Regions from separate parts of the Homo sapiens genome. Here region 1 is linked to region 2. The links are chromatin loops, found by intact Hi-C in ENCODE. Cell type or tissue: heart right ventricle. All regions are shown on one strand.

Region 1 (8,000 bases), 150 kb before region 2:
TGAAATGCCAGCGTGAAAGGGATAGCCAACTGGACTAAAGCAAGTGCCACTTCAGTTACTCGGCAGAGTGTCCAGTAAAGGTCCATCATAATACCACTACACATCTGCTCAGGGATGAGTAAGGGCTAATTGGTAAGCTCTTGAAATTTCTTAATCTCACTGCATCCCTTCAGGACTCCAAGGAACGCTAAGTTTCCTCCCGGTCCTGAGAGACACGAAGTGAACTTAGTGTTGGGAGATGGAAGCTGGATGGCCCTTGGGGGCTGACCCGCAGGGTGTTGAACTTCGGGATGTAGCAGAGAGAGAGCTTGGCACGACTTGTTACCCCAGGCTGAATAATCCTGGGAAAGATCTGCCATGCAGGCCATGCCCAGTCAACTAGAGGGCCACCCTAGTGGAAAGGGGACAATCTGGGCTTCTGGCCTGTCATGTGCACAAGCATAAAAATTGCCTTTGTTTAACGTGTGGACAGAATATTTAATCAATTTTAACCAGGCATTTACATTTTTATACCCTGTTTTAATGGCTATGGTTTGCCTTAGGTCTCCTATTTCTACTACCGGGACCTTGCTTTTGTCATTTGGCATGAGGTGAGTCATAGTTTGATTTTGTAGGTTTGGGAAAGGGGCAGCCATAGGAGGTGGAGGAGGGAGAACAAAGCCCACCTTAAAGAAGCCCATAGGATCCTTTCCAGTGACCTCTGCTCCTAAACCACAGAAGCGTTCTAAAGTGGGGTTAGAGTTGCTAGTGGTAGGAATAGTAATGGATATAAGCACTGGGTAAGGAAGGGAAAGGAAAAGATAGATAGACTAAGCTTTCCTTAGCTTTAATTTGGTAGGGCTTGATCCAGGAACAATGGCCCATGATTCTGAGGATAATGGTGCTTGCTTGACTCATGTGTGATGTGTCCATCTCTTTCCAACCTTACGAACAGCAGTCTCAGTGGTTAGCAGCACAAGGTAGGGTCCTTCCCGGGCTGGCTCGAGTTTCCCTTCTTTCCCCTCTTTGATGAGAACGTGATCCCCAGGCTGATGCTGAGGCACTGGAAAGTCCAAAGGCAGCACCTGTGCTAAAAGACCTCTGTTTTAAGGGAAGAGAAGGTGGAGGATAAACCGAGTATATAATTTCTAAGAAATTGATCTTTTGTTTTAAACGTGGGGATATCAACAGTGGACTTTATAGTCCTTCATGCTTTCTTGTTGAGAAATTTTCTTTGGCACCTATTTTTATTAGTTTTTAGACCAAAGAAGGCCAAACACCATTTTGTATTTGACAATGCTTCCTGTATGATTTTTATACCAGATAAGCTAAATTTCATCTTTATATTAGTGTGTTATTAATGTTAAACTTAATTTTAGTAAAACCTTGTAGACATATTTATCCAATTTTTAATGTCTGATCATAATGTAAGATTTTTACAGACTCTTTTTAACCTTTTTATAATTTTTGTTAAAGAGCAGGTTAGTGCTTTAAGAAAAACCTGTTGTGCTTTTATTTTAATGTCCAGTTCACAGAAAAACTGGATGATACCCCTTTAACTTCAGCCAGTATGATTACACACAGAATTTCCTTTACAATTAACATTTCAAAACTTGCTTAAACCTTTAAAACAAAATGTATTTTTTTAACCTTTTAATGTAGGTAAAAATCCACATTCTTATGCCTCCTTGTAATCCTTTTACCAAAAGTATATTCTACTTTCCTTACATACCTTGCACACAAACTCTTTCTTCAATAGTTTTACATTCAGGAGGCCTAATTACTTTTAAATTATACATTTCTTGCATAAATTCCCTTTTATAACATTTTTTCACGACTTTCACAGACAATTCTTCAACATGCCTCAACTTTCTAACTTGTTGCCAACATCCCTTTCTTTAAACAACCAGTTAATTTACTTTAAGAATTTACCATAACATTCCTTTTTACATAAATTCTACCCCCCCCCCTTTTTTTTCTCAAATATGATAACCATTCTTTTCCCAAGTGAACTTCATGTCTGTGTCTAAGGCCACAAGATTAGAAGTTAGGATAATACATGTTACACTGTTAACTTTTAGCAAACTTTGCTTTTGTTGAAAACCTTGTATGTTTGGGATTTCAATTATTCTTTGCTATTAATAAGACCTCGTTCAGTCCCTGTTAACTTAGAATTTGTATAGATGGCTCCTTCCTGATTCTGTAAGTACTTTAAGGCTTGGCTGAGTGCAAACAGCTCCCACGTTTGAGCAGACCAACTACTGGGCAATTTTCCTAACTCTGCTTCTACAAGAGTTTCCTTATCACTTACTGAATATCCATCGTGTCTTTTTCCCTCAGTCACCTGGGAGGAACCATCTATCATCCTGTCCTGAAGGGAGTTCCTCCTAGGTGTGATCTGAACTTTCTATGGTAATTAAGATTTAGATCCCCTGTTAGGAAACCTGCTGGGTTAAGGGAATTTTCAGTGGCTAGTGTTAAATCATCTTTTTCTAATAGAATAGCCCCAAAAATCACAAAACTTACTAACTTACTAAAATCTCAAAACTTTAAGATTTTTGAGTTAGTAAGCTACCTTTATGCTTTTTTGACTTAGGTAGTTCTGAACTGGTGAGGTGTGCTCACAATGAGGTTTCCTTTAAAAGTTATTTTTCTACTTTCTTCTGTTAGCAAAGCAGTTGCCACTACAGATTGAATGCATATGGGCCATCCGTGGGTTACTGGGTTAAGGATTTTTGATAGGAAGGCTACGGGTTGTCAGTGGCCTCAGTGCTTTTGGGCTATGCCCTTGTTAACACTGGCAACAAGGTGGTATTGGAGTGTTATAGGGTCATGGAGAAGACCTTCAATCATTAATTACAGGTTTTAAATTTACCCTGGCTTTTAAAGGAATAGGTTACACTGTTTTCTCTTTACTACTTCTCTCTCTCTCTCTGACTCTGTCTCTCAATTTCTCTCTCTTTGACTCCCTTTTTGTCTCTCTGTCTCTTTCTCTCTCTCTCTCTCTGCCTCTTTCTCTCTCTCTCTGCCTCTCTTTCTCTCTCTCTCTGCCTCTCTTTCTCTCTCTCTCTCTCTGTCTCTCTCTTTGACTCTCTCTTTCTCTGCCTCTGCCAGCCGCTTATGCCGCTGTTCTCCCCTCTCCTTCCCCTTTCCCTAGGGGAGGGACCGGCAGGAGTGGAGTTACTCTTTCTTCCCCTGAGAAGAAAGGCAAGGGGAGTCCTGAATATTTTTCTTGCTACTGGAGGTTTGTGTGAGGTTCATGAAACTTGCAGAAGACTCAACCCCTCAAACCAGGGGTGTCTCGCTTTGCCTGCCCTGGAAGGCTCAATCCCTTAAATCAGGGATGTCTTACCTTGCTGCTCTGGGAGGTTGACCTGTTTCCTCCCTTTCCCCCTCTCAAGGTCCCTTGCACACTTCCCACTTGTGTTGCCCTCTCTGGCTGCTCCCCCAAGGGAGAATTAGGCCCCTCTTAGTGTCGGTGTGCCAGTATAAATCCCACGGCAGGATCCGCCCTAAGCCATATGAGGTAGCTACGGAACTGCGGAGAGGTCCCACTCACTCTGTCCAGCAGTAGGTCTTGTCACCATCCACATGAACAACACCGCAGGTAGGGTTATTTGTGATCATTCATGCACACACACATTTAGCCCTCCGGAATTTGACCACCAAGGGAGTACTTTACTGGCTCCGGCGGCTTCTCCTTCCTTGGTCTGTGCACAGAGTCATCGCCGCAGATGTGAGGATCCTTTAAGCTAGGTTGCTGGCCAGTTTCTTTCAGCGTTGCAGAGAGCTCCGGTTATTCCTCGCACTGGGTGGTCCTGATTTCTCACCCCTGAGGCCACCACAAGGGGGCGGGGTGCGCCTCCTCAGGAGAGAGAACCGGAGACCGCCCCTGGGGGAAATGTAATCAAGGGTGAGCCCTGAAATTGTTATAAAGTTTCGGTGCCGCAAAAGAAATAGCACTCAAATATAAAATTTTCTTTTTAATTCTCTGCAAGGCCATGTTCTTCTATAAAAGGGTGCGCCCTGACAGATGGAGCGATGGTGAGCGCACACTTGGACAAAGGAGGGGAAGGGGTCCTTATCCCTGATGCACGTGGCCCCTGATGCTGTGTCATTTCCCTATTGGCTAGGGTTAGATCGCACAAACTAAACTAATTCCAATTGGCTAATTTAAAGAGAGTGACGGGGTGAGCGGTTTGGCAGGAAAAATGGTTATGGCAGAGTGAGAAATCGGAATGAGTCAGGGTGGAGAATGAGTCAGGGAGAAGCAGGTAATCAGAATGAGTCCGGGTGGAGCAGGTAATGGAAAAAGGTTGCTTTATGAGGAAGTTAAGTTTATAAGTAGAAGGCAAAGAATTGAACATACTGACATATTGATTCTTTGAAGAGAAATTTAGAACTCATATCTAACAATTTTCCTCTACTTTACTAGAGGTGTTAACCTAAGATATAGAATTTCCTTTTGGGGAGGTCTATGAAGTTCCTTGGTTTTATTTTCCCAAACAAAGAAACCTCTGGGTTATGGGCACCCTACTCACTTTCATTACCTGGCAGAATTTGCAGGAGAATTGTCCAGAACTAGCATATTGATCCAGGTTTTTATGTTAACCATCCCCCTTTGATTCTTCCAAGCTGCAGGAGATCACCACTTGATTCACAGGAATAAGCAGGGTTAGTCTAAAATGTAGGCGAAAAGCTTAAAAACAATTAATGAGACTAGGATTTAATGACAAATGTATGATAAGCTTTGGAGAACAATTTCTCTCTCCAGTCCTCATTTTTGGTAAAAACAAATTATGATAGGACTGTGTGGGTTGTTCGTAGAATAAACTTTAGTCTTATACTTGGCCTGATTATTTGCATAAAGTGCAGCAAGAATGGTTGTTTCTATGTAGGCCTTTGGATTGGCTTTGATGAAACTCTGTTCCACAAGGAATTTCAGATAAGATCTTTAAAGCTGAGCCCAGCCATGGGTTTGTATCCTCAAATACCTGTGAGTTGGGTAATCCTCTCCTCTTGAGGGTCTAAGATAAACTTGGAGCTGCTGGACCTGTTAGAAAATGACATTCTTTACTGACCACAATTTAGGAACCTTGTGCAGGAACTGTGTAGACAAGGTATGAGGCCAGTTCTCCTTAAGGGGCTTTTATTGGGTCTGCATGTCAAGCTTCATTCCTTAAAGGGAAACACACCCTTTCAGTCAAAGCCTTGGTAAAATAACCAGTTTTTTCAATTGTGTCCTGTTGACAAAGAAAAATGGATTCTTATTGCACTGATGCAAATATTGCCATAAGTTAAGAGTACTCACAGATAGTTTCCAAATTCTAGAGGAACCAGGCAGAGAAAAACAAACACACTCCAAATTTTGTTTACAGTAGTATACCTTACTCAATTATTAAAGGCCATAAATAGTTCAAAGTAAGTTTCCTTCACTCTGAAAAATAAAACAAGGATCAGCAATATTCCAAGCAAGAGTCAAAAAGTTGCTTTAACCTTCTGAGTGCTGTCCGTCTAGTTAAATCTTGTTTTGCTTGATATTTGTGAACATGTAAGCTCATTATGAGTCCCATACATTCTCTATTCCAATGTTACAATCTTCAAAGCTACTAAAAACCTGTATTTGAGAATGCCTGTTAAATTCTTTAATATAGCTTGATTATAAACCATCTTTTGAGAAGGAACAAAGCAAGATAACAATTGTCTGTGAATGACAAGATTTCCAGGATATTTATAGTTAACAACATGATTAACAAATTTATTCATTTCAGTGGTTTACAATAACTTTACCCTTAATTATGATTGATAGCATATACTTAGACATCAGAATTTTAGAAATCATATGTAATTTTGGAACATATAATAGTATTTTTTAAAATTATTTTTATGAAATGGAGTTTTGCTCTTGTTGCTCAGGCTGGAGTGCAGTGGCATGATCTTGGCTCATTGCAAACTCTGCCTTCTGGGTTCAAGTGATTTTCCTGCCTCAGCCTCCCAAAGTAGCTGGGATTACAGGCACCTGCCACCACACCTGGCTAATTTTTTTGTATTTTTAGTTGAGATGGAGTTTCACCATGTTGGCCAGGCTGGTCTTGAACTCCTGACCTCAGGTGATCCACCTGCCTCAGCCTCCCAAAGCACTAGGATTATAGGCTTGAGCCACTGTGCCCGGCCAGAATATATTAGTATTATTTAGCAAAGTATAACTTAAGATTGGACATCATTTTGGCAATCTCATGTGATTAAATATGTCAGATAATCCTGTTTATCTCTTTTCTGAATGTTTCAGGGGCCCTCTGAACCATCAAAAAGCCAGGCATCAGGAACGACAATTTTGAAACTTGAAGTCTGATTTTAGGATGCCTGTTAAATGTTCAAGGTTTAAAACACTTGATGTTATGAAATGGAATTCCAGATTGCCATACATTATTTCTTTTGCCAAAATGGTGACTTAAAAGGCAAAAACTGTTCGTTGGCCTTTACTATGACATGAAAATCCTGTTCAAACCCAAATTTTACCCTTGCATTAGTTTATTAATATTAACCCCAATTTGTTTAAATTAAACCTTATAGATCATTCCATCTAACCTTAACCAATTTGACCATGAGGTGAAATCTTTACAAACCTTTCATAACCCTTTTACTAAAGGACAGATTAGTGTCGTAAGACCTCTTTGCTGTGCTTTTATTTCAATGCTCAATTTATGAAAAGATCATATAATACACTTTTAAGTTTAGTTAATGTTCACTGTTGAACTTTTAGCAACTTTTATTTTTGGTGAAAAACCTGGTTAGTAATCTATTTTAATTATGTACCAGATGTGGATCCTAGGACTCAGACAGAAGTGCAGATAAAGTCTGACGTTTCAGCATCTAGGTCCATGTGTCCCAAGCCTTACCTATCTGAAAAGCGGGCAGTATACACAGCCTTGGAACATTTAGCAAACCTAGTATCTAAGCTGAATGATTTAGACCACCTATTTGTATTTTGACAACACTTGCATTTTACCAATAATCCTTAAGACTATTTTTATTTCTTAAAGTTATGTGAACTAAAAAATATTTGATTTAAGCACTTGTTTTTCTTTAAGCCAGTCAATTAGAGCTCTTTTAATAGACCTTACACACAACATGTATAGAGCAACACGAACAGACAGAAGATTCAGCACTTGTAAGATTTTTCATTTGCCAGTTTCTTAATTGGATTACTGGCGTCAGGGTGGAGCCCTTGGAGGAACAGTGCCAGGCAGCAAGCAGTAAGAGTGGTAAGACAAAAAATGGAGAAAAATAATTCAGTCGACTGAGAAGAAAAAAGCCTTTTACCAGAAAAACAAAATCCAAGAAGCAAAAAACATAAAGGCCTTTTAAATATATTTATAACTTGAATATCCACTTTTAATTAAGCTGAGCACTCATTAAGAAAAATCCTTTTAAATCCCTTGTGACTCGACTTTAGCCACAGGAAGCAGTTAAGATGTTCAGCTTTTGAAACCTCACAGGTGAAACTGACAAGTCTTAATTAGGTTTATGGCTTAATTAGGTTATGACTTAACCTTGAATGTACAAGGTATTTTCAAAGGGGTGATAGGCAGCTTTTGAAACTGTTACTGCAAAATTGTGACTGAGACAGCGAAAGAGATCTGACCCAAACAGCTGCATTTGTTTTCCAGCCCCAAGCTGTTCTTGCCCATCCCTGGGGGTAGTCCGAACCAACTTTGGGAGCAGCCTGGTTTATAATCTATAGTCTAAAACAAAGATGATAACAGCTCCTTTTCTTTTCTTTGGAGTCTCACTCTGTCACCCAGGCTGGAGTGCAGTGGCGTGATCTCGGCTCACAGCAAGCTCTGCCTCCCGGGTTCAACGCCATTCTCCTGCCTCAGCCTCCTGAGTAGCTGGGACTACAGGTGCTGGCCACAACAACCAGCTACTTTTTGTATTTTTAGTAGAGATGGGGTTTCATCGTGTTAGCCAGGATGGTCTCGATCTCCTGACCTCGTGATCCGCCCACCTCGGCCTCCCAA
Region 2 (8,000 bases):
ACTAAAAATACAAAAACTTGGTTGGGCATGATGGTGTGTGCCTGTAAGCCCAGCTACTCAGGAGGCTGAGGCAGGAGAATCACTTGAACCCAGGAGGTGGAGGTTGCAGTGAGCCGAGATTGCACCACTGCACTCCAGCCTGGGCGACAGAGTGAGACTGTCTCAAACAAAACAAAACAAAGATTGGGGGCATACAAGACATAAAAGAGGAAGAATCCAGCAGGTACCTGGAAAAACAGGGCAGGTTTCAGCTGAAGAAGGAGACTTGGGAGCCTTCCTTGATGGGTGATGTTTGAAGTGATGGATTGCGTGAGAGCATGCAAGAGAAGTTAAATGCTTCATTTGTGTTATTCTGTTTCATCCTCAGCCATGTCTAGAGGAATATTGTCTCCATTTTATAGATGAGGAAACTGAGGCTCAGAAAGTTTATCTAACTCAAGTTGACATAGCTGATGATGGCCAGAACTCATATTCAAACCCAGGCATTTCTGTCTTTAAGGCTTACTCCACCACCTCCTAACTTACCTTTTTTCAACTTTTATGAACCTTTACTTTAAAATGCTATGGGTCTCAGTGACTCACGCCTGTAGTCCCAGCACTTTGGGAGGCCAAGGTGGGTGGATTACTTGAGGTTAGGGGTTCAAGACCAGCCTAGCCAACATGGTGAAACCCCGTCTCTACTAAAAACACAAAAATTAGCCAGGCGTGTGCCTGTAATCCCAGCTACTTGGGAAGCTGAGGCAGGAGAATTGCTTGAATCTGGGAGGTGGAGGTTGCAGTGAACTGAGATCGTGCCACTGCATTCCAGCCTGGATGATGTAGTGAGAACCTTGTTTCAAATAGCAAAAGACTAAGCAGCAGGATGGGAAGGGTTAAATAAAGGATGCTGCATCCATACAATGGACTGCCATGGAACTGTACAAAAGAGTAAGGAAGCTCTTAGGGAATGAATCAGAGGGCTTTGGGGTATGTTGTTACCTTAAACAAAAGCAACAACAAAATCCAATGTGTCAAACACTGTGTCTACTATTCTCTCTTTTGTGTAAGAAAGTGAAAATAACATTTACTTGTATCTGTGTAAAGAAACACAACAAATATAAGATACTTACTGAACTAGTTACTTATAAAGGCAGTGAAAAATGGAGTGGAAGGACACAGAACAGGAGCAAATATTCTCAGTGGACATCTTTTAGATTTGAAGTATGTGAATATAGCACCTATTCAGCAATTAAAACATTAAAAAAGTGGTATATTTACCTATTAGCCTTTATCTACATTTGATATTTATTTCTGCCCCTGGAAAGATGGCTTATGGATTTATAATATTCTGGCTTATGGCTTTATAATATTCTGGTACTTAGCAATCAGTCAATCAATGGATCAATTGACCATCCATCCATCCATCCATCCATCCATCCATCCATCCATCCATCCATCCATCCAATTATTCATCTATGTGCCAGGTGCTGGGCTAGCCACAGGTGAAATAATTGAGAAAATTAAAGGCAGGCATAGTTCCTGCGTTAAGTCTAGACAGAAAAACAGATTAGTCAAACCACCCTACAAATATGCTAAAAATGTCAGCCATGCTATAAAAAGTGTAATATATATATATGTATATGTATATATATATATATAGAGAGAGAGAGAGAGAGAGAGAGACTGAGTTATTCTGGGATGGGGTAGGCAGGGCATGTTAGGAAAGGTTTTCCTGAGGAACTGGCTTCTGCGCTTCAGGAAATGCAGGAAGTAATAGGCAAAGAGAGGGAGGAAAGGTGGAGGGGACAGTATTTGCAAAGGCTCTGAGGCAAGATGGAGCACAATATTTGATGAACCCAAAGAAAGCCCGTGTGGTTGCTGCGTAGGGACTGAGGAGATGGGGCGGATATGTTAGAGAGGGAGGGGTTACAAACATGCAGGATCTTGTCAAGCATGAGGGATTTTGTGATGAAAACTGGATTGGAACCCACTAGAGAGGTTTAGACTACAGTGGAACAATATGATCCCATTAATTAATTAATTTATTTATTTATTTGAGAGGCGTCTCACTGTTGCTCAGGGTGGAGTGCGGTGGCATGATCTTGGCTCACCGTAACCTCCACCTCCTGGGTTCAAGCGATTCTCCTGCCTCAGCCTCCCGAGTAGCTGGGATTACAGGCACATGCCACCACGCATGGCTAATTTTTTATATTTTTAGTAGAGACGGGGTTTCACCATATTGGGCAGGCTGGTCTTGAACTCCTGATCTCAGGTGATCCACCCACCTCGGCCTCCCAAAGTGCTGGGATTACATTTATGTTTTAAGAAGACCACTGAGGACTCTTTAGAGAATGATGGGCGTGTGGAGCAAGAGTTGACTCAAGGAGACCAGCTGGATGGTCCATCGTTAAAGAGTAGGCAAAATGTGACCTTTACTTGGACCAGGGTGGACATTAGGGTTAAGAGAAGTGGATGGATTCAAGAGAAAATGAAACCAAGAAGACTGGGTGATGTGGTTGTATAGGAGTGAAGGAGAGAAGTTGTCAAACATGGATAGGTTTCTGATGAGTACAATGGAAGAAATGGGGTTTCCATTTCCTGAAAACAACAACAACAACAAACCCACACATTAGGGCAGGGTGTTTTCTGGGGAACACGTTGAGTATGAGGGTTCTTGGGCTTTCTGGCAGTTGCCTGTTTTCTTCTGGTTCCTCTGAAGGCTTAGCTGTTAGTCTTCCTTCATGTTTTATAATTCCTTTGTTTTTAAAGGGCTGCCCTTCTATTGCTACTCTCTTCACTGCTTCCGTATTTACAGGGATCTTTTCCTTTATTTTCTCTCGGCCTTCCACAGAATGATTTTGGTAACTTGAGACTACCTTGGGGAATGCAGCCATTATATTTTCAGTCTCTCTGTGTGGCAACACTACCACCGATATTTTCACAGGTTCTCGGTTTGCTAGTGCTGTTTTTGTTTTTTCCTTCTCAACCTTGAAAATACAACACTAACACAATTTTTTGCATCCATGGAAGAATCAGTGGCATCATTGGAAGTTTCCTAAGGGGAACACTTTTCTGTATGAAAAGGAAAGGATGGGAAATTGCTTTATGATTCAAAAGCTGGCATAAACATTTGTTATTATTTTTTTAATCGTGGTTTATTCCTGCATAAGTTATCCAACCATGGAGCCACATTCAGTCAAGGGCATTGTGACCTCTGTGGGGAAACAGAACAACCTGAACACCTGATGCAAACTTTCTGGCCTGAAGGCAGCTCCAGTGACTGATTTCCAACAGATCTGTAAGGACAGCTTGTTTAGAAGTTGTGTCTGCTCCTAGCACAGGTCCTGCAAGGTCTGTTTTTCAAGGAATGAATTCTTTCCATGTTTCTGAATGGAATGGATAGCTACACTTTCATTTGGTCGGTAGTGAGGTATAGGCATGGAGAGATGACAGTTGGTGAGAGAATGAAGCATGAGAGTTTAACAAGGGCCTAGGCAGGCTCAGATTGCTAGCCTTCAGGTGTATTCTATTGGGCACTATGGAGGATATGAGAATGGCCTCAGATCTATGACTGCAGTTGGCATCGTTGACCAACAGCCCCAGCTGCTGTGCTTTGAAATCCATCACTGATCGGCCCGAGACCTTGCTTTTCATGACTGAGCAAGGTGGGATACCCAGACAGGCCTGTTTCTGGGAGAGGTGATGCCTCTGACTGTGGCTTGATGCCTCCCAACTGGCCTTGTAGAACTTCCTGGAGAAATGCACTGTAGTTGAGGAAGCATCTAATTCACCTTGCTTCCTTCCCTCTCTCCTTCATGCAGGTCAGACCTACACGATGGTCTAACATCTCTAGTAGCCTGCTCCTCATGTTGTCTCTGTTATGGACTGAATGTCTTTGCCCCCCAGATTCATATGTTGAAACTCTAATCTCAATGTGATGGCCTTTGGGAGGTGATTAGGTCATGAGGGTGGAGCCTCATGAATGGTATTAGTTCCCTTTAAAGACACTCAGAGAGTTCTTTTGTCCTGTCTTGCCATATGAAGATGTAACAAGAAGTCAGCTGCCTGCAACCCAGAAGAGAGCCCTCCCCAGAACCTAACACTGCTGCTGGCATCCTGATGTCCAACTTTCAGCCTCTGGCACTGTGAGAAATCATGTTCAGCTGTTAATAAGCCACCTAGTCTATGATATTTTGTTATAGCAGCCTGAATAAGAGACTCATAGGCGCTTCTCTTAATAAATTACTTGTACATTGAATCCTGCCCTGGTTTATGCTTTTCAGAAGATCCTGACTTGATTAAAAATTCAGAAGATTCCTTGATTAAAAAAAGTGGGCAGGCATGGTGGCTGACACCTGTAATTCCAGCACTTTGGGAAGCTGAGGCGAGTGGATCACTTGAGGTCAGGAGTTTGAGACCAGCCTGGCCAAAATGGTGAAACCACGTCTCTACTAAAAATACAAAAATTAGCTGGGTGTGGTGGTGCATGCCTGTAATCCCAGCTACTTGGGAGCCTGAGGCAGGAGAATTGCTTGAACCTAGGAGGTGGAGGTTGCAGTGAACTGAGATTGCGTCACTGTGCTCCAGCTTGGGTGACAAAGGAAGATTCTGCCTCAAAAAAAAAAAAAAAAAAAATTTAGAAGGTACACATGCAGTCCCACTGTCTTACCCCTTCTGTCTTGTATTCAGCCTGGTTCACATGTTTATGTTACATGTCTGACTTCTGTAGGTGTTTGATTTTATTTCCTAGGTCTTGTATTATCTTTTATAGAATAGTAGAGACAGAGAAATAGGGAAGGATTGACAAATTGGGAAAATATGACTCTGTTGGTGTATTAGGGTTCTCTAGAGGGGCAGAACTAATAGAAGATACGTATATATATGTATATGTGTGTATATATATAAATATATGTATATGTGTATATATATGTATATGTGTGTGTGTGTGTGTGTGTGTATATATATATATATATATATATATATATATATATATATATATATATATATGGTCTGAGTCCTAAAACTGAAGAACTTGGAGTCTGATGTCTGAGGGCAGGGAGCATCCAGCACGGGAGAAAGACGTAGGCTGGGAGGCTAGGCCAGTCTTTCCTTTTCACGTTTTTCTGCCTGCTTTTTGTTTGTTGGCAGCTGATTAGATTGTGTCCTCCAGGTTAAGGGTGAATCTGCCTTCCCCACCCTACTGACTCAAATGTTAATCTCTTTCGGCAACACCCTCACAGACACACCCAGGATCAATACTTTGTATCCTTCAATCCAATCAAGTTGACACTCAGTATTAACCATCACAAGTTATATGAAGTTAAACTTTTTGATCTTTTGAAATTTATCAAATTTGGATATCATTATCATTCAACATACGAATGATCCATCTAACTTTTACATTTTAGCAATTCATTTAAATTTTTTCTATTTTAATTTAACCTGTGAGTCTATGGAGTTTTCTCAAAATTAGAAAGTTATAGAATTAATGATGCATTTTGCCTTTTGTTAATACACATAATTGTTGAATAGCCAAGTTCTCTTCAGTATTTGTAAAGCCTTGGGTTTTATGTCCACGAATCCTGACTCTGCCCTTGGGAAGAGGTGGATTAAACAATTCCCTTTTGGTACATGGTGCACATGTAGTAGAAATTGTCATATGACTTCAGTAAATAACTTTCTGAAGTTTCCAAACAACAAAAATAGCTTCCCAACAACAAAAGTAGTTTCCCAGCTACTCTTATTAGCTGGGAAAATTTATTAAATTAGCTTATTAAAATTTCCAGTAATTATTTTTATAAAAGAATTTTCTGTATTATTTCTTTCCTTCAAAGCAACTAATCAGCTCAATTATTCTCCTTGATTTGGGATTTATTAGAATCTAAGCTTTGTTGTTGCTGTTGTTAGCCAGAAAGAGATGGCCACACCTCTATCAAGTTGGGAGAACAGAACCATTAGACAGAGTGGATTTTCTCCACCTTAGAAAGTTTTCCCTCCACAAAGAACATGAATGCATCCAGGACCAACTACGTAATTTTTAGGGCTCAGTACAAAAAGAAAATGTGGATCTGCTTGTTGAAAAAGCAGAGAAAAAAATGCTGCTAAAGGTACTAAAATATAAAGTTTTTCTTTTGGTTTTATGAATCTCTTCTGCTCATATGCATGCTCCACTGTCCCAAGTTCAAAGGTAAAATTGGAAAGAATTTCCAGACGGCCACAGCAGAGCATGAAACCAAGCTTGGGACTCTTCTGAGTATGGGACCCTGGGTGTGACTACAGCAGTTCCCATGGAGCTGGCCCTGGATACAACTCACCAGCAAGCCACGAGCAAGCTAGAAGCCAGAGGGAACATTACCCCTCTTCCCTCTGGAGTTTCAGGTGGAGGTGTGGGCAGGGATCATGGTAGCTGCCTGAGTCTGGGCTCCCAGGTGACATGGAAGGCACGGTGCTTTGTATCTGATGTTGGAGAACAGGAGCAGTTTTTCTCTCTCTTCTTTGTTCTCGACTCACCTGGGCAGTGGCTTCACCACACTGTCTATCTTTGTGGAGAGAAGGGGAATGACTTGCTCATGATGGGCAGCGGTATTTTGACTTTCCATTGTAAATACTTGATGTATACGTCTCATTATATTTATTGAGTGCTGGCTCTATGTTGGCTTCTGTTCTAGGTGTTGCTGGGATCTTCCTGTCCTCATGGAGCTTACATTCTCATGGTGGGGAGGCGTGGAATAATCAAAAGGGAGGAGTAGACCCAATGTAAAGAATGTCAAGCATGGGAGTGCTATGGAGGAAAGCAGGGTGGAGAAGGGATGCAGATGTCGGGGCTGCTGGTTTATAGTTGTCAGTAGGGTGGTGAGGGAAGGTCTCACCAAAAGGTGACACTTGATGATGAACTGAAGAAGATAAAGGAGAGAACCATGCTGACCTCTGGGAAAGAGTGTCCGGGACAGTGACAGTCAATGCAAAGATTCTGTGGTGGGAGCAGAGAACTTTGTTCTTCATTGACCTTGCATGAGTTTTTGGTGTGATTTTAGCACATGAAGATCTATGTGAAAACATTCTTTCCCTCTTTTTTAAGGAGAAAAGCAGTCCTTCTGGTACTGGCTGGGTGTGGTGGCTCACACCTGTAATCTCAGCACTTTGGGAGGCCAAGACAGGAGAATTGCTTGAGTCCAGGAGATTGAGACCAGCCTGAGCAACCTACGGAGACCCCCCTCTCTACCAAAAAAAAAAAAAAAAAAAAAGAAAAATAGTACGCCTCTGTCCTTGCAGTTAAAGATGAACAAGGAAGAGTTCCAAAGCCTTGATTGAATGCGGCTTCGTCTCCTCCAGCAGCCGCACAGCTGGGCTCTGACGTCGAGGAACTTCTATAGACAGATCTCTCTTATTAAAGGACATTTCTTATTAATGGCTGACTTCAAAGCAAACTTAAAAAAAATCCAATCGATTTCTCATTTATTACATTTTGTTTTGTAAAAGATTTTATGTCAGTGATTGCAGAATGAAGGTGCCAATAGTAAAATAATTGGTTTATAAATGGAAAGTTAATTAGGCATTCCCCTTTACATCGTCCTCTCCAAGGTCAGGGCATGACTGAAATGCAAAGAAAACACATTTGTACAGCAGGCAGATGAGAGGCTCACGTGGAGGGCTGTTAACCTTGGGGCTTGCCTCCTCAAGTGTTGAAGCAAATGGCTTGATGAGCTTCAAAGGAACGGGACATTATTGTACCTGGGAATATAAGAATGGTGTCTGCAGTTACATTAATTGGGATAACAATTATGAAAGCTTGAGAAGCCTCAAATTTCAGAGCCCACTCTAATCCCCAGGAAGACTTTTCCCTGGGTGGATATAATATTGCTATATTCCAGGTGCATTCCTAAGATGTATTACATTTCTCAGACTTACTTTGTATAGGCCATTGCCAGGGGCAGGTTTGGGGGTGGCCAGAAGATTCTTTGGTTTCAGCCAGGCAACTCTCTGCCTCCCTGGAGGGTTCATGTACTTGGGGAAAGCCAGGG

Evidence for each region. A loop is a pair of places that touch in the nucleus more often than their neighbours do. Peaks named below come from ENCODE experiments on the same cell type or tissue, not always from the same donor. Only the 100,000 strongest peaks of a DNase experiment are listed, where the experiment ranks them.
Region 1: it touches region 2 in a loop (6-fold over the local background); 8 of 110 quality-filtered maps call a loop at or near these places.

The regions. Positions count from the first base shown.
Region 1 is chr21:36,100,662-36,108,661 of GRCh38, reverse strand. The region is part of intron 1 of CBR1-AS1 (CBR1 antisense RNA 1); the gene reads left to right. LOC105369306 (a long non-coding RNA gene) reads right to left here and starts at 3,781. Exons shown (of 2, transcript NR_147887.1): 1 at 3,539-3,781; 2 at 1-1,064. RefSeq lists a silencer at 2,205-2,405 and an enhancer at 3,424-3,925. In heart right ventricle, a CTCF peak has its summit at 3,836 (motif pointing right); a DNase peak (open chromatin) is centred at 3,751; H3K4me3 peaks cover 671 bases; H3K27me3 peaks cover 3,972 bases.
Region 2 is chr21:35,953,883-35,961,882 of GRCh38, reverse strand. LOC101928269 (a long non-coding RNA gene) reads left to right here. Exons shown (of 6, transcript NR_110418.1): 6 at 7,058-7,223. Among named protein-coding and RNA genes, the nearest start is that of LINC01436, 47 kb to the left of the region's middle. In heart right ventricle, no CTCF peak of the experiment used is centred here; no DNase peak of the experiment used is centred here; H3K27me3 peaks cover 1,599 bases.